Regions from separate parts of the Homo sapiens genome. Here region 1 is linked to region 2. A link is an interaction called in ENCODE POLR2A ChIA-PET data of the cell type or tissue named here. Cell type or tissue: Panc1. All regions are shown on one strand. Each heading gives the region's core, and the rest is flanking DNA. Links, peaks and the distances in the headings are about the cores only.

Evidence for each region. ChIA-PET counts read pairs that join two places held together with the same protein. Peaks named below come from ENCODE experiments on the same cell type or tissue, not always from the same donor. Only the 100,000 strongest peaks of a DNase experiment are listed, where the experiment ranks them.
Region 1: POLR2A ChIA-PET joins it to region 2 with 6 read pairs; 2 of 35 experiments call an interaction of 5 or more read pairs at or near these places.

What each region holds. Positions count from the first base shown.
Region 1 is chr3:27,579,771-27,587,905 of GRCh38, forward strand. No RefSeq gene overlaps it. Among named protein-coding and RNA genes, the nearest start is that of SLC4A7, 99 kb to the left of the region's middle. In Panc1, for the core only: no CTCF peak of the experiment used is centred there; no DNase peak of the experiment used is centred there; H3K27ac peaks cover 1,345 bases.
Region 2 is chr3:27,700,662-27,708,796 of GRCh38, forward strand. It overlaps the pseudogene KIAA1143P2. Among named protein-coding and RNA genes, the nearest start is that of LINC02084, 8.2 kb to the right of the region's middle. In Panc1, for the core only: no CTCF peak of the experiment used is centred there; no DNase peak of the experiment used is centred there.

The sequences.
Region 1 (8,135 bases), core at 1,176-6,175, 120 kb before region 2:
GGGAGGCCAAGGTGGGCAGATCTCCTGAGTTTAGGAGTTCAAGACCAGCCTGGGCTGGCCAGCATGGCTTAACCCTGTCACTACTAAACATACAAATTTTTCTTTCCTTTTTTTTTTTTTTTTTTTTTTTGTGACAGAGTCTCTCTCTGTCACCCAGGTTGGAGTGCAGTGGCGTGATATCAGCTCACTGTAACCTCCACCTCCCTGGTTCGAGCGATTCTCCTGCCTCAGCCTCCTAGGTGTGAAAGCCCAGTGACAGCTTAGTAGAGGAGATAGTTGGGGTATGGACTCTGGATTACTTGACTTACATGTAAAAGGTAAACTTTACTAGGTTTACCTAGTAAAGGTAAAAAAAAAAAAAAAGGTAGGTGAGTCCTTTACTATTTCTAGGAATTGGCTAGCCGTTAGAGGGTCAGTCCCTCCAGGGTGCAGAAAACCGCCCGTGTCAAAGCACCCAAAACCCTTGGTTAACACAAGTTTCAACAATCATTGTCAGAGCCAGGGACTGTATTAGTTTGCGAGAGCTGCTATAGCAAAATAACACAGACTGAGTTCCTTATACAGCTATGAGAAATTTGTTTTCTCACAGTTTTGGAGGCTAGAAGTCCAAGATCAAGGTGTTGGCAAGGTTAATTTCATTCTGAGGACTCTCTCCTTGCCTTGCAGATGGTCACCTTCTTGTTGCATCCTCACATGGTCTTTTCTTTGTGCATGCACCTCTCTGGTGTCTCATTGTGTGTCCAAATTTCCTCTTAGTATGAGGACACCAGTCAGATTAGATCTGGGCCTAACTTAACAGCCTCATTTTAACTTCATCTCTTTAAAGACCCTGTCTTTAAATATAGTCACACTCTCAGGTACCGGGGGTTAGGGCTCCAACAGTTGATTTTTAGGAGGACACCTTTTTGATCACCTGAAAACAAGAGATGGATTTGGGGCCGGTCGCAGTGGCTCATGCCTGTAATCCTAGCAATTTGGGAGGTCAAGGGGGGTGGATCACCTGAGGTCAGGAGTTTGAGACCAGCCTGACCAACATGGCGAAACCCCGTCTCTACTAAAACTACAAAAATTAGCTAGGCATGGTGGCACTGCCTGTAATCCCAGCTATTTGGGGGGCTGAGGCAGGAGAATCGCTTGAACCTGGAGGGTGGAGGTTACAGTGAGTGGAGATCGCATGACAAGAGCGAAACTCCATCTCAAAAAAAAAAAAAAAGACACAGATTTGGTAGAGGGAAAGATACACTCATGAGGACTATGAGGTAGCAACATTTGGGTAGTATGTGAATATGACCTCACTCATATCTATGAGCTTTGGGGGCCTAGACAAATTTAGAGTGCAGAGGTGTTTGCTTATGTGAAAGAATATCAATAAATCTATATGGCCAGGAACGGTGGCTCACACCTGTAATTCCAGCACTTTAGGATGCCAAGGTGGGCAGATCACCTGAGGTCAGGAGTTCAAGACCAGCCTGGCCAACATGGTGAAACCCCGTCTCTATTAGAAATACAATTAGCTGGGCATGATGGCGCATGTCTGTAATCCCAGCTATTCAGGAGGCTGAGGCAGCAGAATCACTTGAGCCCAGGAGGCAGAGGCTGCAGTGAGCCAAGATCGTGCCATGAACTCCAGCTTGGGCAACAGAGTGAGACTCTGTCTCAAAATAAATAAATAAATAAATAAAATAAATCTATACTGAATCAAGATTCAATCAATACCAAAGGCCAATGTCCATAACTCCAGGGGGATCAAATCCCCTTTCAAAAGCACATCAATCATATTTACTTGCATTAATAGTTAACGCCCTGACAATGTAGAGCCTGGGTCCTCTCTTTGACAGCAACAGTTCATGCAGATATTGCAGAGAAAGAGGGCCAACAGGCTTGACTGTCTGAAAGAGAGTACATGATATACAGGTTTTAAAGTTCAATGGACCAACAAATTGGCCATTGACTTCTTTCTCCTCTTCCCTGGTCAGGAGAATCTTGTATAGGCTCTCTTCTTGAACACACACACACACACACACACACACACGCATGCACACACGCACACCAAATTTGTTGCAGCCCACCAAATTTCTCCCTCACTAGTTACCATGCAGGACTCTAGAGAATTCCTTTTGTGCCACCTATGCTCTGCTTGAAGAGGTGGTTGGGAACAGCTGGCAGAAGCCATGCTGCTTGCCTCTCTTCCTCTCCATGCCCCTTCCTTCTCACAGGAAGTATAAAACCTTTGTTATGAATAAAGAGAGAGAGAGAGAGCTCATAGGTCATGCCAGGAACTCTGGCTCCAGCTCTTCAGGAGTAAACGGTCCAGATTTGTCAATAACCATGGTGTTCCTAGCAGTATTTGGGTTTTTTTTTTTTGGAGTCTTTGCTTTTGTGGCCCAGGCTGGAGTGCAATGGCGTGATCTCGGCTCACTGCAAACTCTGCCTCCCAGGTTCAAGTGATTCTCCTGCCTCAGCCTCCTGAGTAGCTGGGATTACAGGCACACACCACCACACCTGGCTAATTTTTGTATTTTTTGTAGAGACAGGGTTTCATCATATTGGCCAGGCTGGTCTGAAACTCCTGACCTCAAGTGATCTGCCTGCCTTGGCCTCCCAAACTGCTGGGATTACAGATGTGAGCCACCAAGCTCAGCCTTCTAGCAGTATTTGAATTAACCAAGCAATAGGACTGATGGAAGCAGATTTGCACAAAGTGCTCTGAGAGGCTTTGTACCAGTCAGAGGTGGTGAATGCCAGTAAGGAAAACCAACGCTGGATAACTTAAGCAAAAAGAGAGATTCCTGGAAGGTTATCAGGAGGCGGTTCACAGGATCCACCAGGTCTGGAGTAAGGAGGGTAGAAATCCTTGGAAACAGGTTGGAAATGAGAAGGCTTCAGAAATTGTCACAGAAACAATCTGGGTGGGGGTTCTCATTATCTTTCTAAATGTCAACCTGTTGCTGGACTTGACCACAAAACATGGCCACCAGTGGATACTGTTGCCACTCTGCAAGTGCACACCAGCAGGCCTATGCTTTTTGCATTATACTCTGCCAATTCAAAGTGTCAAGAGTGATCATCTGATCAATTGGCCTAGCTTCCTTGCTTGAACCCCTACTACTAGGGGCAGAAGAAAGTGGGGGCTATCTCCCCTTTGTCTTCCCCTGGTCTTAGAAAGTTGGGAAGAACAGTGTCTTATAATAATAGGCATATTGGTGGATTTCTCCAAAGTAAAAAGGGAGGTTGAATGTTGGAAATGCAAAAAAATTAATGAAGATTCACCACAACTATGACTCTAGCTACAGAAATTAAAAGCTATGTCAGGAAAAAGAATACTGAATGTAGAATTGTATTAATATGTATGTACCAGCCCTTAGCTGGTGAAGCAGAGAAAGCAAGATGTACACTGAAAATCTGTGCCCTTCCTTTCAAAGTATAAAGTTGTCAAAGGGAAGTGCCTTCCAAGCTAGAGACTACATTTACCGACACTGTTTTTTTTTGTTTGTTTTTTTGAGGCAGAGTCTCGCTTTGTCACCCAGGCTGGAGTGCAGTTGTGAGACCACAGCTCATTGCAGCCTCAACCTCCTGGGCTCGAGTGGTCCTCCTGCTTCAGCCTCCCGAGTAGCTGGGACTACAGGCACACACCACCATGCCAGGCTAATTTTTAATTTTTTTTGTAGAGACAGAATCTGACTATGTTGCCGAGGCTGGTCTTGAACTCCTGGGCTTAAATGATCAAAGTTCTGGGATTACAGGCATGAGCCACCATGCCTGGCCCCTCAGTACTCTTTTTTTTTTTTTGAGATAGAGTCTCATTCTGTCACCCAGGCTGGAATGCAATGGCATGATTTTGGCTCACTGCAACCTCCGCTTCCTGGGTTCAAGCAATTCTAGTACCTCAGCCTCCCAAGCAGCAGGGCTTACAGGCATGCACCACCACGCCCGGCTGATTTTTTGTATTTTTAGTAGAGATGGGGTTTCGCCAGTTTCCCAGGCTAGTCTTGAACTCCTGAGTTCAGGCAATCCGCCCGCTTTGGCCTCCCAAATGCTCAGGCAATCTGCCCACCTCGGCCTCCCAAAGTGCTAGGATTACAGGTGTGAGCCACTGTGCCTCGCCCCTCAGTACTCTATAGTAAGGTGCAGCCAAGTGACTGGGTTATATCAAATGGAATGTACAAGTAATACACTCCCACTTCCAGGCTTAGCTTATAGACATTTTCCATGTGGTGTTCCTCCATGTTGTTTTTTCTTTCATTTTTTTTTTTTTTTTTTGGAAACGGAATCTCGTCTCTGTCACCCAGGCTGGAGTGCAGTGGCGCGATCTCAGCTCACTGCAACCTCCGCCTCCCGGGTTCAAGTGATTCTCCTGCCTCAGCCTCCCGAGTAGCTGGGACTATAGGTGTGTGCTACCATGTCTGGCTAATTTTTGTATTTTTAGCAGAGACAGGGTTTCGCCATGTTGCCCAGACAGATCTTGAACTCCTGACCTCAGGTGATTTGCCCGCCTCGGCCTCGCAAGGTGCTGGGATTACAGGCATGATCCACCATGCCGGGCCTAGTTGCTCTTTTTTTTTTTTTTTTCTTTTTTTCTTTTTTAAGAAGGAGTTTCACTCTTGTCACCCAGGCTGGAGTGCAGTGGCTGGATCTCAGCTCACTGCAACCTCTGCCTCTTGGGTTCAAGTGATTCTCCTGCCTCAGCCTCCCGAGTAGCTGGGATTACAGGCATGATCTACCGCGCCAGGCCTAGTCTCTCTCTCTCTCTCTTTTTTTTCTTTTTTGAGATGGAGTTTCACTTTTGTCACCTAGGCTGGAGTACAGTGGCGGGATCTCAGCTCACTGCAACCTCTGCCTCCTGGGTTCAAGCAATTCTCCTGCCACAGCCTCCCGAGTAGCTGGGATTACAGGCACGTGCCACCATGCCCGGCTAATTTTTGTATTTTTAGTAGAGATGTGGTTTCACCATGTTGGTTAGGCTGGTCTTGAACTCCTGACCTCAGGTGATTCGTCCACCTTGGCCTCCAAAGTGCTGGAATTACAGACATGAGCCACCATGCCCAGCCTCGTCTCTCTTTTGAAAAACAAAATTAATGGTATGTACCACAAAAGGTAGATGTCAGGAATAAATGAAATTGTGAATGTAAAACACCTTGCATGATGCTTGGCATGCAGTAAGTTCTTAATGGGTGGTAGGCTGCTGGCAGAACATGGTGTATATGGTGAGGAGAGGGGTACAAACTGGGAAGTAAGAGACTGGAATTCTCATTCCAGGACAGCTGCTTTCTGTATAACTTTGGGAAAATACCTTTATCCCTTTGAACTTTGCTTTTCTTATCTACAAAGCAATGGCATTGGATGGCACCTGGGATCTCCACACTGTTTCCTGTAAAAACAATTGGCTTTGCAAATTTCCTCAGGGAATCCCCTAGGAAGAGGCTGCGTCAAACCAAGCAGACTCTGGTCCCTGTCTCTGTTTCAAACAGAGAAGCTCCAATTCCATTTGTTCGACATGTTGGGCTTTCAGTAGAGTGCTGGTTTAAAGAAAAGGTATTGCTGCGGTTTAAAAAAAAAAAAATTGAATATCAGTGTACTCCAAGATTTAAGTCTTCCCCACTCTAATACTCTAAGATTCTGTGAAGGTCTGAGCAATGATGGGTTAGTCCACTAAGTCATGTTGGGAAAGGCTATAGCTTTCCTCCTCCACTTGACCAGTTTGAAAGAAGCCAAGGGAGTGACCTGCAAGTCCCAAGACTGCCCGGGCATAAAAGTACTTAGGTGGGGCAGAATCATGACTATGAATAAGAACTCAAAATGCAACCAGCAGGTACAGTCCCTGGCACTAGAACTCAGGAAAAGGGCAAGTGCACACTGTTCTGGTTGGAAAATGTGTAAGCCAAGTACGTGACTGAACAGGCTCTTTCTAACCAGTAAGCTAAGGAAAAGAAAGCAGCCGGATTTGCAGGCTTATAGATCTGTCACTGAGGAGAAAGTAACTGGCTCCTGGTCAAGTCATCAGCATTCCAATATGGCTTTCTACCATAGGATGTGTGGCCTTATAACACACAAATGTCCCAGGAAGAGAGTGTGGCCAAAGGCTACATATAGTGCTGGTGTTATGAATTTCATTTACTCAGCCCACATATAGTGCCAAATGTGCTAGGCACTGTTTTAGATGTTGGGGATAGAGACAAATCCCTATATTCTACATTTCAGTCTGGTAGACAGACATAAATCTTTTTTTTTTTTTTTTTTTTTGAGATGGAGTCTCGCTCTGTTGCCCAGGCTGGAGTGCAGTGGTGTGATCTCGGCTCACTGCAGCCTCTGCCTCCTGGGTTCAAGTGATTCTCCTGCCTCAGCCTCCTGAGTAGCTGAGATTATAGGCACGTGCCACCATGTCCAGCTAATTTTTGTATTTTTAGTAGAGACGGGGTTTCACCATGTTGATCAGGCTGGTCTTGAACCCCTGACCTCGTGATCTGCCCGCCTCAGCCTCCCAAAGTGCTGGGATTACAGGCGTGAGCCACTGTGCCCAGCCTTTTTTTTTTTTTTTTTTTTTGAGATAGTGTCTTGCTCTGTCATCCAGGCTGGAGTACTGTGGCATGATAGCTCAATGGAACCTCCGCCTCCTGGGTTCAAGTGATTCTCCTGCCTCGGCCTCCCAAGTAGCTGGGATTACAGGTGCCCACCACCACACATTTTTAGTAGAGACTGGGTCTTATCATGTTGGCCAGGCTGGTCTCGACCTCCTGACCTCAGGTGATCTGCCCGCCTCGGCCTCCCAAAGTGCTGGGATTACAGGCGTGAGCCACCGTGCCAGGATGGTAGTGGTTTATTTTTATTTTTTTTTTAGTTGTTTTTTTCTTTTTTCTTTTTTTGTAGATGTGGGGACCAGTGCAACAGGGTGTTGCAGTAGGGGAGAGAGATTGGACTCAAATTCCTGTTGTTTAAACTACAACAGTAGCAGTGTGAGTAGTAAGCCATCAAATTCTGGATATATGTTTAAGATAGTGCAAATCAGCCCAACTGAACCACCAGGACATTGCCTCGTTGTTCTGTTCTTTTTTTTTTTTTTTTCCTGATTTTAATATTCATTATAAAGCTCTAGTAAGCAGGACAATGTGTTAATGGTATAAAAAAGCAGACAAGTTGGCCTGGCGTGGTGGCTTACGCCTCTAATCCCAGCACTTTGGGAGGCCGAGGAGGGTGGATCACGAGGTCAGGAGATCGAGACCAACCTGGCCAACATAGTGAAACCCCATTTCTACTAAAAATACAAAAATTAGCCATGTGGTGGTGTGTACCTGTAATGCCAGCTACTAAGGAGGCTGAGGCAGGAGAATCACTTGAACCTGGGAGGCGGAGGTTACAGTGAGCCGAGATTGCACCACTGTACTCCAGCCTGGGCGACAGAGTAAGACTTCGTCTCAAAAAAAGCAAAACAAAACAAAACAAAACAAAACAAAACAAAAATACCCCCCAAAACCAAAAAACAGACAAGTCAATGAAATAGAAATGAATCCAGAAAGAGACCCACATATTTATATTGACAACTAGTTTTTATTTGTTTAGTTTTTTTGTTTGTTTTTTGAGAACCCTGGATAGAGTGCAGTGGTGTGTACATGGCTCACTGCAGCCTTAACTGTCTAGGCTCAAAGCAATCCTCCCACCTCAGCCTCCTGTGCAGGTGGGGCTACAGGCACATGCCACCATGTCCAGCTATTTTTTTTTTTTTTTTGTATTTTTGTAGAGATGGGTTTTCACCATGTTGACCAGGGGGTCTCTAACTCCTGGGCTCCAGTAATCCACCCACCTTAGCCCCCCAAAAGCTAGGATTACAGACATGAACCACTGCTCCTGGCCTGATAACTGTTTGTTTATTTTTGTTTTGTTTTGTTTTGAGATGAAGTCTTGCTTTGTTACCCAGGCTGTAGTCCAGTGGTGTAATCTCAGCTCACTGCAACCTCTGCCTCTGAGGTTGAAGCGATTCTCCTGCCTCAGCCTCCAGAGTAGCTGAGTTTACAGGCGTGAGCCACCACGCCTGGCTAATTTTTTGTATTTTTGGTAGAGACGGGGTTTCATCATGTTGGCCAGGTTGGTCTTGAACTCCTGACCTCAGGTGATCCGCCTGCCTCGGCCTCCCAAAATGCTGG
Region 2 (8,135 bases), core at 1,265-6,264:
TTGTTTTTGTGTTTTTAGTAGAGACGAGGTTTCACTGTGTTAGCCAGGGTGGTCTCGACCTCCTGACCTCGTGATCTGCCTGCCTCGGCCTCCCAAAGTGCTGGGATTACAGGCCTGAGCCACCACGCCCGGCCATCATTCAGTAGTTTTAATTTGGATTTCCCTGATTATCAGTGACGCTGAACATCTTTTCTTGTGCTTGTCATCCTCCATATGTCTTCTTTGGAAGGTGTCTTTTTAAATCTTTTCCTCATTTTTTATTGAGTTGTTTGTTTTGAGTTTTGAGTGCTCTTTATATATTCTAGATTCAAGTCTGTTATCAGATATGTGATTTGCAAATATTTTCTCACATTCTGTGACTCATCTTTTTAATCTCTTACCAATGTCTTTTAAGAAACATAAGCTCTTACTGTTGATAAAGTCCCATTTATCAATATTTTCTCTTTATGGATAGTACATGTGGTGTTAGACCTTAAAGAGCTGTTTCTGACTAAAAGTCACAAAACTTTTCTCCTGTTTTCCTCTATAGGTTTTATAGTGTTAACTTTTACATTTAAGACTATAACCATTAAGTCAGTTCATTCTAAACTGATACATGTATATGATGTGAGGTATGAATGGCATTTGGATATCCAGTTGTTGCAGCACCATTTGTTAAAAAGACTATGCTTTCCCAGTGAATTGCTTTTGCACCATTTTGAAAATCAGTTGTGATGGTCTCCATCTAGACAATATTCAGTTCCATTGCTTTATCTTAATGCCAGTTGCATACTATCTTGATTACTGTAGTTTTATAATAATTCCTAAAGACAATGTAAGTCCCCCAACATTCTTCTTGGTTTTTTTTTTCCACTTTTTTGACTATTCTAGGTTCTTTCCATTTCCAGAAAAATTTTACAAACAGCTTAGCAATTTCTTTTTTGGGGGGATGGGGTTTTTCTCTGTCAGTCACCCAGGCTGGAGTGCAGTGGTGTGAATATGGCTTACTGTAGCCTCACCTCCTGGGCTCAAGTGATCCTCCCACCTCAGCCTTCCGAATATCTGAGAACACAGGGGTGTGCCACTGTGTCCAGGTAATTTTTAAATTTTTTTGTGGAGACAGGGTCTCACTGTGTTGCTCAGGCTAGTGTCAAATTTCTGGGCTCAAACAATATTTTCACCTTGACCTCTCAAAGTGCTGGAATTACAGCCACCACACCAGCTTCAAAATTTCTAAAAAAGAAAAAGCCTTAATGAATTTATACATCAATTTGGGAAGAATTTATTTTCTAACAATATGGAGCCCTCTGATATGAACACAGTGAATCTCCCTATTTATTTAGGTCTTCTCTAATCTCTCTAAGCAGTGTTTTGTAGCTTTCAGGGCGTAGATCTTGCACATAATTTGTCAGGTCTATACCTAAGCATTTCTTATTTTTGATGCTATTAAATAGTATTTTTATTTTAATTTCTGATTGTTTGTTGCTAGTATATAAAAAAATTGACTTTTGTATATTGATCTTGTATTCTACAACTCTACTAAAATTTATTAGTAATGGCCTTTTTATTGGATTTTCTCCGTAGATGATAATGTTATATTCAAATGAAGTCCATTTTACTTCAATCTTCCCAATCTAAGAGCCTTTTATTTCTCTCTCTTGCCTCATTGGCCAAGCTAGAACCTCCAGTATAATGGTGAGTAGAAATAGAGTCATCTCATCCCTGATGTTAGGGGGAAAGCATTCTATCTTTCGCCATTAAATATGATGTTAATTCTAGGTTTATCAAAGATGCGTTTTACCAGGTTGAGGGAATTCCCTGCAATTTCAAGTTTGGTTAGAGTTTTTGCCCGGCACGAATGTTGGATTTTGTCTAATACCGTTTCTTTTTTTGTTTACACAAACAAAATGTATTTTGTTTAAAAATATAATTTACATATATATACACCCACACAGGGGAAATAACAAAATGGTAATACTAGCTAATTTCTAGAGTTGGCATATTAAGTCAGAGGGGTATTGATGAATAGATGTAGTTTATTAAATTTTTTCCTGTATTTCCTAAATTTTCTATAAGTAACTTGTAGTTTTTATTTTTTTTTTATTTTTTTTTTTGAGATAAAGTCTGGCTCTGTCGCCCAGGCTGGAGTACAATGGCCTGATCTCAGTTCACTGCAAACCTCCGCCTCTCAGATTCAAGCTCTTCTCCTGCCTCAGCTTCCTGAGTAGCTGGGATTACAGGTGACTGCCACCATGCCCGGCTAATTTTTGTATTATTAGTAGAGATGGCGTTTCACCATGTTGGCCAGGCTGGTCTCGAACTCCTGACCTCAAGTGATGTGCCCTCCTTGGCCTTCCAAAGTGCTGGGATTACCGGCGTGAACCGCCGTGCCTGGCCTGTAGTATCTTTATAATAGGAAAAAAATGTTACTTTAAAAAACATCGCATGTACTTTCAACGTAGACTAAATTCAAAATATTTACACTTACTTATTGTCATCTTCACTGTCAAAAGAAAGGAGGCTACTGTTTTTTATTTGTTTTTGTGAGTTCTTTTTGACTGAGTCCTGATTTATTGCATCTTAATTTGTCTTCTTTTTGGGCTTGCTTTTAAACCTGAATATTTTTCATCTGAGGGGCACTTGACTGGTGCTTTACTGGTTTTTGATACATGATTCTTCCCTCAGCTGGAGCTGGTTCTTTATCTGCTTTGGCAGCCTTTACTTCTGCTTTAATTTTCATGACTTCTTCAACTGACAGGTCTCCCTTTTTAAAAAACATCACTTGAGGCTCTTCATCTTTGTCACTGTGATCCCCATTTTCGTCTGGGAGATGAGGCTGGATTCTCTTGGTCTCTACGGTGGGCTCCTCCCTATAGCCAACCCACTCCTTGAAGCGAGCCAGGAATGCTGGCTCGGCTGGCCGCACGTCTTGTCCAATACTTTTTCTGCGTCTATGTAGACAATAATAGTTATTCACTTTTAGTCTATTAACATGGTGAATTACAATGATTAATTTTTGAATGTTACATCAAATAATTATCTCTATTGTTTGTTGCTGGTAACTTAAGATTATTATGACCTTTTGATAAATTTATCCCATTATCATTATTAAATGACCAGTTTTATTTTTTAAAATCTACTTTGATAGTAACATAGCCACTCTAGCTTTCTTTTAGTTAGTGTTAGCATGTTATATCTTTTTTGCCTTTTAAATTTTAAACCGTGTGTGTCCGTTTATTTATTTATTTTGAGACAGAGTCTCATTTTGTCTCCCAGGCTGAAGTGCAGCGGTGCGATCTCGGCTCACTGCAACCTCCGCCTTTCAGGTTCAAGGGATTCTTGTGTCTCAGCCTTCTGAGTAGCTGGGACTATAGGTGTGTGCCACCACACCTGGCTAATTTCTGTGTTTTTTTAGTAGAGACGGGGTTTCATCATCTTGGCCAGGCTAGTGTTGAACTCCTGGCCTCAAGAGATCTGCCTGCCTTGGCCCCCCAGAGTGCTGGAATTATAGGCGTGAGCCACTATGCCAGGTCTATGTCTTTATTTTTAAAGTGGATTTCTCAGGTGGGAGGATTGCTTGAGGTCAGGATTTCAAGACCAGCCTGGGCAACATAGTGAGACCCTGTCTCTACAAAAAAATAAAAAAAATTGTCTGGGCGCAGTGGCTCCTGCCCGTAATCCCAGCACTTTGGGAGGCTGAGGCAGGTGGATCACCTGAGGTCAAGAGTTCGAACCAGCCTGGCCAACATGGTGAAACCCCATCTCTACTAAAAATACAAAAATTAGCCGGGTGTAGTGGCAGGTGCCTGTAATTCCAGCTACTCGAGAGGTTGAGACAGGAGAATTGCTTGAACCTGGGAGAAGGAGGTTGCAGTGAGCCGAGGTCACGCCATTGCACTTCAGCCTAGGCGACAAGAGCAAAACTCTGTCTCAAAAAAAAAAAAAAGTAGCTGGGCAGGTGATACTTTGTTGGTTTATTAGCTATAATTCTTTGTTGTGTTATTTTAGTGGTTGCTTTAGGGTTTGTAGTAAACATCTTTCTCCCATGCTGGATGCTTCCTGACCTCGAACATCTGACTCCAAGTTCTTCAGCTTTTGGACTCCTGGACTTACACCAGTAGTTTGCCAGCGGCTCTCGGGCCTTCGGCCACAGACTGAAGGCTGCACTGTTGGCTTCTCTGCTTTTGAGGTTTTGGGACTCGGACTGGCTTCATTGCTCCTCAGCTTGCAGATGGCCTATTGTGGGACTTCACCTTGTGATCATGTGAGTCAATACTCCTTAATAAACTCCCTTTCATACACACATCTCTCCTATTAGTTCTGTTTCTAGAGAACCCTGACTAGTACAGTTGGGTTTAAATCTACCACAGTATTATTTGTTTTCTGTTTCTTATTCATTTCCTTTTCCTTCTTTTTGTGCCTACTTTAGATTAATTGAATATGTTTTATGATTCTTTAACTTATCACAGTTTGCCTTCAAGTGATATTATATTATACCACTTGATGCATAGGGTAATAACTCAGTTAATATGCTTCTGTTTCTCCCCTCCCAGCATTTGTGCTATAGTTATCACATATTTTACTTCCATGTATGTTATAAACACCACACAATTGGATGAGGGCCGCTAGAAAAAAACAAACAAACAAAAAGTAACAAAATCTTTTTTAAAAGAAAAAAACCTAGAATATCTTATTATTTTTGCTTTAAACAGTCCATTTTCTTTTAAAGAGATTTTAAAAATAAGAAAACAAGTATTTTATATTTATATTTTATATTTACCCACGTAGCTAACATTTGTAGTGCCCTACATTTTTTTAAGTAGATTCAAATTTCCATCTGGTATCATTTTCCTTCTGCCTGAAGCATTTCTCTTACCTTTTTTTTTTTTTTTTTTTTTTTTTGTAGCTTAGGTCTCCTGATGATGAATTCTTTTAGCTTTTGTATGTCTGAGAAAGTAATTTTACCTTTGTTTTTAAAATATGCTTTCCTTAGGTATAAAAATCTAGGTTGATGGTTTTACTTATTCTTTCAGTACTTCAAAGATGTTCTAATGTTATCCAGCTTACTTATTTTTTGTTATCATTTTTATTAGGTTGGTGCAAACACAATTTAGGTTTTTTCATTAAAGGTAATTGCAAAAACCGAAATTACGTTTGCACTAACCTAACCTAATATGTTTGTTCCTTTGCCCAGAATGTGTCCTTGTCCCCCTGACTGTTTTGATGTCTTCTTCTCTATCACTGGTTTTAAATAATTTGATTAAGATAAGCCTTGGTGTAGTTTTCTTTGCATTTTTTTGTGATTGGTTTAATTGAACTCTTTAGATTGGTGGATTATAATTTTTACCACATTTGAAATATTTTGACCTTTATTTTTTCAAATATCTTGTCTGTACCCTTCTCTCTTTCCTCTCTTTGATGCACTCCAATTACAGGCATGTTAGGCTGCTTGAAATTATCCCACAGCTCACTAAAGCTCTGTTTATTTTTCTCCAGCTTTTTATTTTTGTGTGTTTTATTTTATATCCTTTCAATCTCTATACCTCCAGGTTCACTAATCTTTTCTTCTGCAATGTATAATATGCCACTGATCTCACCAAGTGTTTTTCAATTTCAGACATTTGTAGTTTTTATCTCTAGAAGTTCAATTTGGTTCTTTTAAAAATATCATCCATGTCTCTACTTACCATTCTCAACCTTTTTTCTAGCTTTTTGAGCATATGAAATACAGTTATAGTAACTATTTAATATCCTTGTCTACTAATTTTATCATCTGTCACTTTGAGTTGGTTTTGATTGATTTTTTTAATCTTATTGTGGGTCATATTTTCCTGCTTTTTTGAATGTCTGGCCATTTTTGATTGGGTCCTGTGCATTTAAAATATTTTTTGTTCTGTGCTGGTTGTTAGTTTTATTACTATACATATAACTTGAGCTTTCTTCATGGATATAGTTAAGTTTCACTTCTTGTTTATAAGCCTACTTAGATTAAACCAGAGCAGCATTTAGTCCAGTACTACTTTAGCTCACTACTGAAGCAAGACCCTTCTGAGTTCTTTTCCTGATACCTCATGAATTATGAAGTTTTCCACTTTCGTGAGTGGGAAAGGGGACAATCCTCAGTCAGGGTAAATACTGGGTATTAATACCTCTCATCCAGTAGTTCTCAGCTGGGATAATTTTGCCCCATAGAGGTCATTTGACAATGTGTAGAGACACTTTTTGTTGTTACAACTGGTGGGGTAGTGCTACTGGCATCTAGTTGGTAGAAGTCAGGATATTGCTAAATATCCTATAATGCAGCTCCCACAATATAGAATTTTTTGCCTCCAAATGTCAATAGAGCTGAGGTTGAGAAATCCTGCCTAATCCTGTGGGCTTGGGGTATTTTCTTCACATGCGTGTGCTGATCAACACTCAGGTGGAGTTGAGGAAGACCCTATTCACTTCTCTAGATTTTTCTTTCTGGGCAGGTCTCTCCTCTCTGGAACTCTGCTCCAAAAACTCTAGCCATCTTGGCCTCCTCATCCTTACAGTTTTGTCTCCTCAAATCAAGAAGACTGCTGGGCTTTGTCTGGGTCCCTATCCCCATGCTAAACTGAGGCCTGGAAACTCTCCAGGCAGTAAGTTGGAGAAATATTAGGGTTTTCCTCATTCATTTCTCTTCTTTAATAGATTACTATTTTACATTGCCTAATGGAAGCCATATATATATATATATATATATATATATATATATATATCTGGTTATATATATCAGATATATATATATCTGATTTTTAGTTTAGTTTTTTTTTCAAGCAGAAAGTTAATTCATATCCCTGTTACTCCATCTTGTATTAGAGCAGAAATCTGCTTTTGACATTTTTTTCTTTTTTTTGAGACAGAGGAGTCTTGCTCTGTTGTCCAGGTTGGAGTACAGTGGCACGATTTCGGCTCACTGCAACCTCCATCTCCCAGGTTCAAACGATTTTCCTGCCTCAGCCTCCCAAGTAGCTGGGATTACAGGTGCCTGCCACTGTGCCTGGGTAATTTTTGTATTTTTAGTAGAGACGGGATTTCACCATATAGCCCAGGCTGGTCTCAAACTCCCAACTTCAGGCTATCTGCCTGCCTTGGCCTCCCAAAGTGCTGGGATGATTACAGGTGTGAACCACCGCGCCCGGCCATGCTTTTGACATTTTTGAAATTCAATTAAAATCATAGCATTGCTCTAGATCAGTGGTCAAAAGCTTTCCGTAGTGAAATCTTCCTCACAGGAGTATTTTGGTTATTTAATTTTTTCAAGTAGGGTGCCAAAACTGAAAAGTAGGGGGATTTTCACATAAAAACCCAAATTTTTCAGCTATTCTTGAAACATCCTCTTTGGGGAATCTCAAAACAACTCGAGAGTACTTAAGAGTACTCTCAAGAGTATCCTTTAGCAGTCAAGACATTGGAGGGTGATAGGTGGGCTGGATTTCTTCTTCATTGCCCCCAAGCTTCACCCTTCATTCTTTTCTGTCCTGCCTTGTGCCATCCTGCCTCCTCTATAGAGGAGGCTGACCTCTATGACTGCATCAAGAGATTGTTTAGCCCTTTGGATTCTCACTGGGTTCAGCCAAACAGGGGCACTGAGGGGATTTGAGGGTGGAAGGAGAGAGTCTGGCCTCCTTCTTGCTGGTTTACTAAAGGTTGGTCAAGTTCTTCCTAAAGCTGCAGCCTTTGTCAAATGGTCTTATCCACACTACTCTCTCTTTGGATCTGGCAACCTCGCCTATGTACAAGAAAGCTGGCAAACACAGAGAAACCAAATACCTCGTGGACCTTATTGCCAGGTTAAGAATGTGACTCATACATTTTTTTTTCCCGAAACTCCGATGGGAAATAGGGCATTGCAAGGCTTGGAAATGTTTGATTGTCCTTTTCCAGTGAGTTTGTTTTTGTTGAGAGGGAAAAAGGAATGGGAGAGAGTTATTTTGAGGCATGTATCTCCAGATTAAGATTTAGTTGTATTTCTAGAGACTCTCTTCTATTTAAATTCTGTTTTTCAGTTATGTGTTTCATCAATATCATTATGATCACCTTCCATAGTCTAGTCAATTCACAGAATCTGTTTTGACAGCTCTGAACAGAAAAGTCCCTAATGGAAATATTAGATACCATCTTAACCATTT